3 separate regions of the Mus musculus genome follow, and regions 2 and 3 are each linked to region 1. A link is a loop called in an ENCODE intact Hi-C map of the cell type or tissue named here. Cell type or tissue: left cerebral cortex. All regions are shown on one strand. Links, peaks and the distances in the headings refer to the core of each region. The heading gives the core; the rest is flanking DNA.

Region 1 (3,337 bases), core at 403-2,902:
TGAAACAAGAGTCCAGGACAAGAGCCTTATACATCTGGTGAAACATCTGGTCTATGGAAGAAGAAAAAGTAAATTGGACTTTGCAAAACTTAAGAGTTTTATCAAGAGACAAAAAAATATAAATCCACACTAGGAAACAACATTTGCCAACCATGTGACTTAGAAGATGTATATCTGTAAGAAATATGAATAGTTCAAGTTTCAATAAGCAAACACCCTCTAAAGTATGAAAGACCCAAATAGACAACTTCAACCAGCAGGATTTACTGAGCCAAGACATTTAACACATTTAGTCATTAGTGAAACAGAAGCTAAAACCGCAGTGGAATAATTCATCACACTATTAGAACGGCTAAAATTAAAAAGCCTGGTCATGCCAGATGCTGACGAGGATGTGGGGCACTGATGCCCTACTGTGCTGTGGGCTGATGACCTACTGTGCTGTGGGCTGGAACTGAAATGGCAGAAGCGCTTTGAACAGCAGCTCAGAACCTCCTTTCTTTTTGTTGTTATTTTAGCTTTGAAACATGGGGACCTCCAGCCTGAAACTTGCTATGTTCCCGAGAATGACCTTCTCTGGGTTACGTGGGTTACGTGGCTGGTGTCGGAGAGGCCCCCCAGGGCTTTGAGCATGTGGGCAAGCACGCTACCAATAGAGCACACCTGCAGTCCCTGAATTTTCTTAATTTTGTTAAGTTACCTAAAAGAATCCAGACATTTCCTTCCTAGATATTTATACCCAGAGAGATAAGAGAATGTCTTCATACAAAGATGCATTCATAGCAGATTAATCTGTAACGAGCAAAAACCTGGCGCTAGTTCAAATGTCATCAATAAGCAGTTTAAAATTTGGTATGCCCCTTCATAATGATTATTACCCAGTGGCAAGAAGAAATGAATACCTCGCGGCAGCATAAAAAAAAAAAAACTCAAAATAATCATGCTGAGAGAAGTGTCCTATACCCCTCCCCCCCAAAAAAAAGGTTCATACTGTATGATCCTATTAACTCTGGAAAATGCAAACCAATGTACAGTAATAGAAGATTAGCGGTTGCCTGGGGGAGGCTTGTGTGTGTGGGCAATGCAAAGCTGGATTGCAAAGAGGCACAAGGAAACTTTGGGCATGCCCATCACCTTAGTGTCGAGGAGTTCCTGCACGCACACACATGTCAAAATATATTCTAAACATGGCGCTTACCGTGAGCCAAATATATCTCGAGAAAGCTACTGTAAAATGCATGTAATGGACACATTATGCCACATCCCGTGCTGGGCTGTGTTAGAAAACTGTAAATGCACTTCCCCTTTAGTCTCTACAATAAAGCTATCAGCTTGGTGCCGCGATTGACTGTTCCCTTCTAGTGACAGAACACTGAGGTTTGGACAGGTTGTCACCCGCCACTGCTTAAAGAGGGTGCTGTTCAGTGTCAACTGAATTTGCGTTTCGAGAGACACCGCCAGGAGTCCTCCTCACCTTCACCGTGAAGCTCCTTAGGCATGTGGAAGCAGTTCAAAGGCTCATGCCAACTTCACAGATCTACCCACTGAGTTTGGAGAAGGTAAGGTGACCTCTAAGCTTCCAAACCCGAGGAAGCGTCTTTGCCACTCACGGCAGGCCCCTGTCGTAACACTAGCTTTCATTTGCTGTGCGTTGGATCAGTTGACCAAGGATCAAGTCAGATACTCCGACTGCGGTCGCACGGTGACCGGGCGTGCCCGGGAGCAAGGAGACTCTTGTCATTGACCAGGGCCGCAGAGCATCTATCGGGTGTCGACGCCGGTGCTCGTGGGGCCGGCGGGGGCGTCGCGGAGGCGGGCCCGGGGACGCTCCCAGGCGCTCGGGCGCGGCGCCCCCTGCCGGTCGGGCTCCGGCGCGCATCCAGTCCGGAGCGCCGGGACGCAGGCCGGGGAGCTGGGAGCGAAGAAGGCAGGCGAGCGGGCGAGCGGGCGGCCGGGCGCGCCCGGCAGGGTAGGTGCGGCGGGGCGGGCGCGGGGCGCGGGCGGCCGGGCGGCCGGGCGGCCGGGTAGGAGGACGGGCGGGCGCGGGGCGCGGGCGGGGGGCGCGCGCGGAGGGTCGCGCGGGGGCCCGGCGGCGGGGGCGCGCGGCGGCGCGCGCGGCGCGAGTCATCAATTATGCAAGGGCTCGCGCAGCGCGGGGGGCGGGCGCGGGGAGCGCTCCAAGATGGCGCCCACCGCAGTCCCGCCCGCCGCAGCCTCGGCGCCTCTGCAGTCCGGCCGCGCCTCCCGGGCCCCGCGCTAGGGCCGCCGCCGCCTCGCCCGCCGCCGCCGCCGCCGTAAGTTGCCCCGGAGCCCCCGGCCCGGCGCCGCTCCTCGGCCTGGGCTCCCCTCTCGCCCCGGGACCCTGGAGCGGGCTCGCCCCTCTCAGCCCGGGGCTTTGCCGCAGAGCGCACGGCGCGGCTCGCGGGCCGCGGGGCTCACGGGGCTCGCGTGGCCGCCGTGGAGCGGGGTTTATGCCCTTCGTGCTTTGCACGGGTGTTTGGAAGTCTTGCTTCCTTCTACGGTGTTTGCCGGGGTTCCTGAGGAGGATGGGGGACCACCAGCTCCCACCCCTGGACACCCTGCCCTCCAGGTTGCCTGGTCGTCCAGGGACGCGGGCTTGCCCCGGTGTCCCCTCGGCGCTGCAGCCGGCACCCAGCCCCCAGTGCCAGCCCGGCCGGGGCTCTCGGGCTGCTCTGCAGCCCCTCTTCTCTGCCCCCTCCCCCAGTCCTTACTGGATCCTCCCTCATTCGGCTCCACATTGCTAACAACTGCAGAAGCCGGGGGACTCATGGGCTCGTGGGGCAGTCAGGACACCTCCTGTCCTTCACTCCTTTACTTGGATGTATCATTCCCCCTCTCGCCAGGGTGCTCAGGGATTGTGTTGGAGCCCCTCGCGACCTTCCTTAGCAGGTTAGGATTCCTGCATCAGAGTACATCACTTTCAGAATATCCCCCTTCCCCCACCCCACCCCTACGCCACCCTATGCAGAGCTCGTTCCTCTCCTCGCTCCCTTCCCTCCCCCACCTTACCACGGGCAGCAGCACCCTGGGCTTCTTGTTAGCGTTGGGATACAGAACTGTTTGCCCAGATCCATAGCTTGGATCCTTCCTCTCTGCTTCACCCTTGGTACCCTGGGGACCGCAAAACCTCTGCATTTCTCCGGGGAGCACCGCTCTGTCCTCTCCATTGCCCGCAGCAACCACCGGTGGAGACTTGGCAGTTAACTTTCCGGGCGGTAGTGGGGGCTGTCAGACCCCTTCAGCGTCCCCTAGGTTCGAGTTAGGTTGGAGTGGGAGTTATTTTTCAGCCCAATAAGCAGGAATTCTCCAAACCATG
Region 2 (3,337 bases), core at 374-2,873, 91 kb after region 1:
CTTGCTTGCCGGGCATGCGGCTCTCATTCCATCCATGCGTTTGAAATAAAAAATAAAAAAAGCACATGCTTATAAACCCTTAGGCCCTCACAGCACCCGAGGAGAGGTGTACCGGGGTGGGCTGTGCCTCTGTATGTGGACCACTCGAATCATGGCCTCATGGAATTACAGTGTCTTTAATATCCACCCCCATTCCACTGCTTGTGATTTCAGACTTCCCGTAGCATGTTCTGCCAACAGCATGTTATCCAAAGACTTGTACTTTTACTGGTGTTATACGAATGTAATCATTTTAGTCAAGGAGCAACTTGCCCAGTTAACTAGTCAGGTCAGACTAGTTAAAGTGGAGAAGGCTTGGAAGTCAGTGAGACAGATTTTAAGTTACCGTCTCCCATATTTTGCAAGTGTCTGCTTCGGTAGAGTGAGACCTGGTAGGTGTCTCCTGGGAGCAGACTCAGGGGTCTCAGGGGTCGCTCTCAAGTGCAAACCCCGGTGAGAGCGTATACAGGTGCTGATTTAAAGTCAAAGGTAAGCCGTAAACAAAAATCGGAGAAACTGGAAGGGACGAAAGGAAGAAGAGAGTGGGCGGAAGACTAGTTCAGTGACAATCTCCTAAAGATATTTGCCTTTTACTCTGACCTGGTCCAGCTAGCTCAGTGGTTCTAAATCTCTTGAGGGTTTTTGGTCCCCTAGAGACACAGATGAAATTTCACAGACACCCCATCCACCATCAGGTTAAGATTCTGTCATCTAAAATCATTGCATCCGGGGAAATAACCTTTCTAAGAACCAACCGGCCTTGAAATCTAGAAGGGAAGGTATGTTTGAGGTTAAGACTGACAGCAACGAGGCAGAGACAAAGGCATGTTGATGCCGTCTGGGCTTTAGCTAGGGTCGAGGAGAGAAAGGGAGACTCCTTAGAGTCCCGCTGTCCCCTGGGTTCTATGGAAACAGGGTGCTGAGCAAGCACCATCGCCTGATCTTGTAGGCCCTCCTCTTGTGGCTGATTACAGAAACCGTTCTTTTATCCTCTATTCAACATCACGCCAGTGTCCTAGGTGAGGGGGTGGGGGTGGGGACACAGAGATCTGAGGTGTGAGGAGAGGAACCACAAGGGTGGTAACCCCCAGGCAGGCCTTCATCTGCAGCAGCTGGACCACCATGTCTCTCCTTTCCCTTTCCCCTTGGTCTCTCTGCTCCTCTGGCCCCTTTAACACGATTCCATGTTCCTGCTCATCTCCCCAGCACACCCTGCGAGGCATCTGTCTCTTTATGTTCTTGTGATCTCAAAACTTCTCTTCCAGAATTAAATCGGAAAGCTGTGTTCTGTTCACTAACTGGGGCAGCAGATGCTCTCCCCAGCCTGGCTCATCACTGCTGTTCTTGTCTCTGCTGTAGGGTTAACTTTCAAGCCGGGAATTTCTGCAAAGTAATTCCTGTCAGGTTACTTAATACTCTGTAGCGTGTGTGCATGCGTGTGCATGTGTAAATATGTAGTGTCTATAGCATAGGGCCTGGTCCACAGCAGTGCTGCATAAATGCTTGTACTAGAAGCACTTACCGTAAAAGCCCAATAAAAGGTCTATGTCCAAGCTTCACGGTCTGAGGTAGATTCTCGGATTACTATTCCCATAAGTGACCCCTCCCCACGCCCCCCCCCCCCCCGAGTCGAGCTTTGGGAAGCTAACTGTGATGAAAAACTAACTTTAACTATAGTAAAGCTAGCAGTCCTGTCAGTGACAAAGCTTTTTCTCGCTGTTAAGCATTTCTGAGGGAAACCCAGGTGTTGGCATCTTCTGTAGAATTCGGAACTTGTCTGTCATTCCCTGGAGGGCTGATGTCCTGTTCCTGTAAGCTATCCATGTTTCCTTCCAAGGTGGGGCCACCTTGTGTACATCAGTGGATCAGCAGCTATCTCTTGCTTAAAAAAAAAAAAAAAAAAAAAAAAGTCAAAGTTACTTTGCTCCCAGGTTGCAGAGCTGGGACACAGTAGCTCTCAGTAAACACTAAAGTCATGTACACAACCACGTCAGAAGGATTTTCCGCTCTCCCCCTTCTCCCATTAGCCATTTGGATCTTAGGCTTTTCCTGAAGCGGTTAGGGCTATGAAAGGAAGCCTGGGCATATCGGTCACTTTTCAGGCTTTCGTGACAGACTGTCTGATGAAAGCAACCGAAGGAGGGAGGGTTCGTGTTGCATAGAGAAGTGCAGTCCATCATGTGAGCAGGTATGGCGGCAGGAACATGGGGCCACTGGTCACACGGGTACACAGCTAGCGCGATGCTCCCTGATGCTCGATGCTTGCCACGCCGCTGGCCTTTGTGTTTAGTGCAGGACCCTAGCTCGTGGAATGGCCACACCCAACCCTGAGGGTAGACTTTCTGCACCTCATTGAAACCTGCATGGACACCCTCTCGGACACGCCCCAGAAGCTTGTCTCTTAGCAATTCCAAACCCTGTCAAGTTGACAGTCCAGATTAGCTGCTTCAGAGGGTAACCAGGAGTTGACACAACACGGAGCCTGTAAGATCTCGTGGCAATCTCTGCAGCTCAGCTCTCATGTGAGAAATGCTTGCCGAGAGCCTTCACCCCATCTTGTCCTGGTTAGCGTTTTGCTTTTGTTTTTGTTTTTTTCAGTTTTACATCTTGGTAGTTGTTTTGAATGTGTCAGGTCAGCCAGGATTCTATTAGTACACGCCAACCTTTTGTATAAGAAGTCTTTCCCCAAGAACCTCCGTGGCACTTACAAAAGACCAATCTCACATTCTGACCCTACTTATTTGATGGCTCAAGATTGGGCAGACAGGCCACTTGTGGCTTCTTCTTTGCTTCGAAGGCATCATCTTGGAGAACGGTGCATACCTCTGTGCTGAGAGAGCCATTGTTTTGGGGGCAGAATTGGTGAGGTTCCCCCTGACATGGAGCTATTCTGCTGGGAAGTTCACATCTTTCTTTCTTAATTTTGTTTTGTTGTTGTTTTTGAGACAGGGTTTCTCTGTGTAGCCCTGGCTGTCCTGGAACTCACTTTGTAGACCAGGCTGGCCTCGAACTCAGAAATCCGCCTGCCTCTGCCTCCCAAGTGCTGGGATTAAAGGTGTGGGCCACCACTGCTCTCGCTTTTTATTCAGTGGCGGCCAGGGCAGAAAGTGATCATCTGTTGACTCCATCGGAAGTGTCACCTAACACCTGCCCTGATCTCAGGAGTTCTCCTGGAGAGGACCCTTCCTTCACCTTGGTCAGACCTGGAGCGAGGGAGAACTGCAGCTCTGGGTGCTGTGGTGGGCTCCCAGGCGAACCTGCAGCTCCCAGTGCTAAGACATACTGCTGTCTTCAGAGT
Region 3 (3,337 bases), core at 374-2,873, 170 kb after region 1:
TTTGTTGATTCTCAGAAGCAGAAAGCATCACTTTAAAAGTTTGTTTGTTCATGCAAACAATATTTGCATTCTTACATTAGTTAAGCTAAGCAGCAAAAAGAAACACACACACATACAGACACACAAAGACACACACAGACACATACACACACACACACACATTCAGCCTATGTCACTAATCGTCTGTTTCTTTAACATAACAGCATCTTCTCCACGTGGGTGGCACATGGTTTGGAGACGGTGGGGGAAACAATCAGGGTTTCAGGCTGAGGAGGACTTGCTCAGGCCAATTCCAAATATTGTGCTCGTTCAATGCGTAGAAATGACTTGCATGATGGCATGCTGTGTTCAGAAGTCATGCATGAGGTCCATACACCAACAGACACTAGCAATCCTGTCCCTCGCATTGGCTCAGCCTTCGGACAGGACCCAGCCCTGCACTGTTCACTGTATTTGGAGAAATGGTAAGAGTTCCATACCGGCTGCAATCCTCTCAGTGTACAAGTCTTTCATACACCTCTGGGTAGGGAGACATAATTAACCAATTGACCACTACCAACAAAAACAACCCAACCAAACAAGCAGATGGATCCGCTGCATATACATGTTTGACAGACATCTCTGACATACAGCCATTGTCGTACATTTTGCTGCTCTGTCCAATACATGGGGAGACTCTGGCCCCGAATGGCTTGTACTATTAATGTCACTGTAAAACCAAATCCTAGGGCTAAAAAAAAAAAAAAAAAGAAAAAAGAAAAAAAAAAGAAAAATACTAATAGAAAAAAGAGTTCATTTGTATCTTGCAATATCCTGTTGATTGTTTAGCCTTCATCCTGGAGAACTGACCCTGGGGTAGAGATAAAAGTGCTATGTATTGTAGCATGTTACCTCTAGGGGGCCTTTGGGGGGCTTACAGAAACCTTGTGGGGGGTTTGGGGTGCTTATTGCATTCAGTGTCATGTCTGTCTGCTTTTCTCCAGGCTCAGGTAGATACGGAAAGGGGTTCAGATATTCTGAACTGCCCTGTCCTGCAGAGGGGTTGTCACAAGCTCCTGGCTGCACGGTTCTTCCTGCTTCTGCCATATCCCTCCAGCCAGCAGGGCTCCCCTTCCCAGCCGCTCAGGGCTGGCAAGGACAGCAGTGTTGGCTGAGATAAGGCTGTAGGCTCTTCCATTTGTAGAATAACGCTCTCTAACAGGACCTGATGGAAAGATGGAGCTGCCTCTGGACAGAGCCCACTTGGTCTTGTTTCTACGACGGCTTTTGTGAGAAAGGGACTCAGTAGTCATTCTTTAGGGTGTCACAGCTTCCCCTGGCCTTTCCTTTCAGCTCACCTTGCTTTCTGCTTAGTGGCCTGCCCACTGTTGTTGGGGGATGGCTTCTAGAGGGGCGTCATATCTTCCATTCCATCCCCCACTTTATAGAAGACAGTTCTTAGTCCAGGGTGTCTCAGCTGACCACAAGGTCTCAAAGCCAAGATGCTGCACTCGAATGCCAGAAAGTCTCTCTGAACCAAATCAACACAAACTCTCCCTGAGCATAGTATGGAGGGAATCGAGTGGCCCATCAGTAGACACATCAGATGCACCAGTCCGCCTTGCAGTAGAAGCACTTTGGATGTAATCTCACAGTCCACCTGACTAGTTTTGCATAGAACAAACCACAGCCAGTCAGTGAGCAGAGCTTTCTATCTTCTTGGACCGGTAGACACTGTCCAACTCTCCCAGCTCAGAGAGTGTGTCCGTGTCACCACAGCTAGGACAATTCTAGAGCGCCACCTGCAGGCAACATCGCAAACAGCACAAAACAGGAGCTGACCTGTGGTTATTCTTTTTAAGAGAATTATAAATACTGTAATATATAATTTTATTTTATTGGCATGCCTTTTTGTAAATACAAATTACTAACTTATTAAATAGGAAATGGCTTCTGGCTTACGCCATTGTCATGGTTATTTTTATTTTTTATACTTTCCTTTCTTCTTAGAATTTAGAAGCTGTCAGCCAATGTATACCCCTAACCAGACAGACAGACAAAAAATTTTTTATTGCTAATGGTATTTTCCAAAACAACAAAATATATATATATTTTTGTTCCAATGTGCAATAAATTCTAACCACTTCTATGCAAGATTTGGCTAAACTCAATCATTGTTCTTAGATCTTGAGATGGGCAACAGCTATTTGATCCTGCTAGGAACACCAAGCGCCATGCTAGTAATGTTCAGCGATTAGATCTGACCCTCCTACCCCAGCTCCTGACCCAGCCCAGCAGGCTGTGCCTCAGTTTCTCACACCCTCCAACAGCCTCGCAGGGAAGAAGCCACCTCCGAGTCTGCTTGCTCTAACTTTCACTCTGATCAGACCTCTCCCAGCAATGCCCCTCACCTTCCATCTGTCCACCCAGCCACTCTCTGCCCGCCTCGCTCTCTCTGTCCCACTCCATGATCCTTTCTTGTGAACCACACCATCACCAGCAGTTCACACCCGCAGTTAACAGGCATCGAACCTTAAAGAATCAGCTACGGCAGGTTTTGGTTGGTTTGGTTTTGTTTTGCGTCCTCATTGCGTGAGCAAGTGGCAGGGCTTTGCCAAATATTCATGAAGCCTGTCAAAGAGCGGCAGCAGCCAGTACCACTGCACATATATATATAGATATATAAATATAATATAAATATTTATTTTTTGTAGCCGGGTCCTTGGTGCAGTATTTATATTCCACGATCCTCCTTTAAAAATAATAATAATAATAATAAAAAGGACAAAAAAGCAAAAAGTCATGTGATGCTGTTCATTTAAAACGCAGAGCCAAAGCCCCTGAGCAGTAGTCGCCATGACTACTGGTTGTGTGAAAACACTCCCTTCTTCCTTAACTTCCCTGTGGCTTAGGGTGAGAGGCTGGGAGTCACAGGGCAGAGGGTGGGAGCAGGAAAGCCGAGTCTGAGTGATCTGCTCTCACCATCTGGAAATGAGCCACTTGGGCATCTGAAGCTGCGCACAGAGAGACAAGCTCCCCCTCAGGGCCCCTGAAGCGACATAGAGTGCCCAAAGGGCTTCTCTCATCACCACAACCCACGTAAACTGTAAGAGACCCATAGTGTGCTAGTGAGTGCATGGAGCCTGATGCTGCCCTAAACGATACCTGATCTTTAGAAAAGTAAATCACTATTAGCCAAAAGGAAACAAAATTTACAAAACAAACAAACAAACAAAAAATACGGCCCTTTTTAACCACACAAGGGAAGCCCGTCTTGCTGTGTGTCTGTTTGACTTTCCAGTTATTGAGGTCTGGGAACTGGGACCCTGGAGCTTTGGGGAAGGAGAAAGGAAAACAG

What was found. Hi-C counts contacts between places; a loop is a spot of excess contacts. Peaks named below come from ENCODE experiments on the same cell type or tissue, not always from the same donor. Only the 100,000 strongest peaks of a DNase experiment are listed, where the experiment ranks them.
Region 2: it touches region 1 in a loop (3-fold over the local background); 6 of 42 quality-filtered maps call a loop at or near these places.
Region 3: it touches region 1 in a loop (4-fold over the local background); 3 of 42 quality-filtered maps call a loop at or near these places.

Annotation. Positions count from the first base shown.
Region 1 is chr15:100,868,775-100,872,111 of GRCm38, forward strand. It overlaps a transcript of Scn8a not described here. Among named protein-coding and RNA genes, the nearest start is that of Gm35569, 36 kb to the left of the region's middle. In left cerebral cortex, for the core only: a CTCF peak has its summit at 1,851 (motif pointing left); DNase peaks (open chromatin) are centred at 1,227, 1,709, 2,167, 2,436 and 1 more place; H3K4me3 peaks cover 2,007 bases; H3K27ac peaks cover 1,466 bases.
Region 2 is chr15:100,959,874-100,963,210 of GRCm38, forward strand. All of the region lies in intron 5 of Scn8a (sodium channel, voltage-gated, type VIII, alpha), which reads left to right. Among named protein-coding and RNA genes, the nearest start is that of Scn8a, 25 kb to the left of the region's middle. In left cerebral cortex, for the core only: a CTCF peak has its summit at 1,884 (motif pointing left); DNase peaks (open chromatin) are centred at 1,323 and 1,855; H3K27ac peaks cover 1,731 bases.
Region 3 is chr15:101,041,043-101,044,379 of GRCm38, forward strand. Scn8a (sodium channel, voltage-gated, type VIII, alpha) reads left to right here. Exons shown (of 26, transcript NM_011323.3): 26 at 1-3,337. Among named protein-coding and RNA genes, the nearest start is that of Fignl2, 12 kb to the right of the region's middle. In left cerebral cortex, for the core only: CTCF peaks have their summits at 996 and 1,800 (motif pointing left); a DNase peak (open chromatin) is centred at 1,770.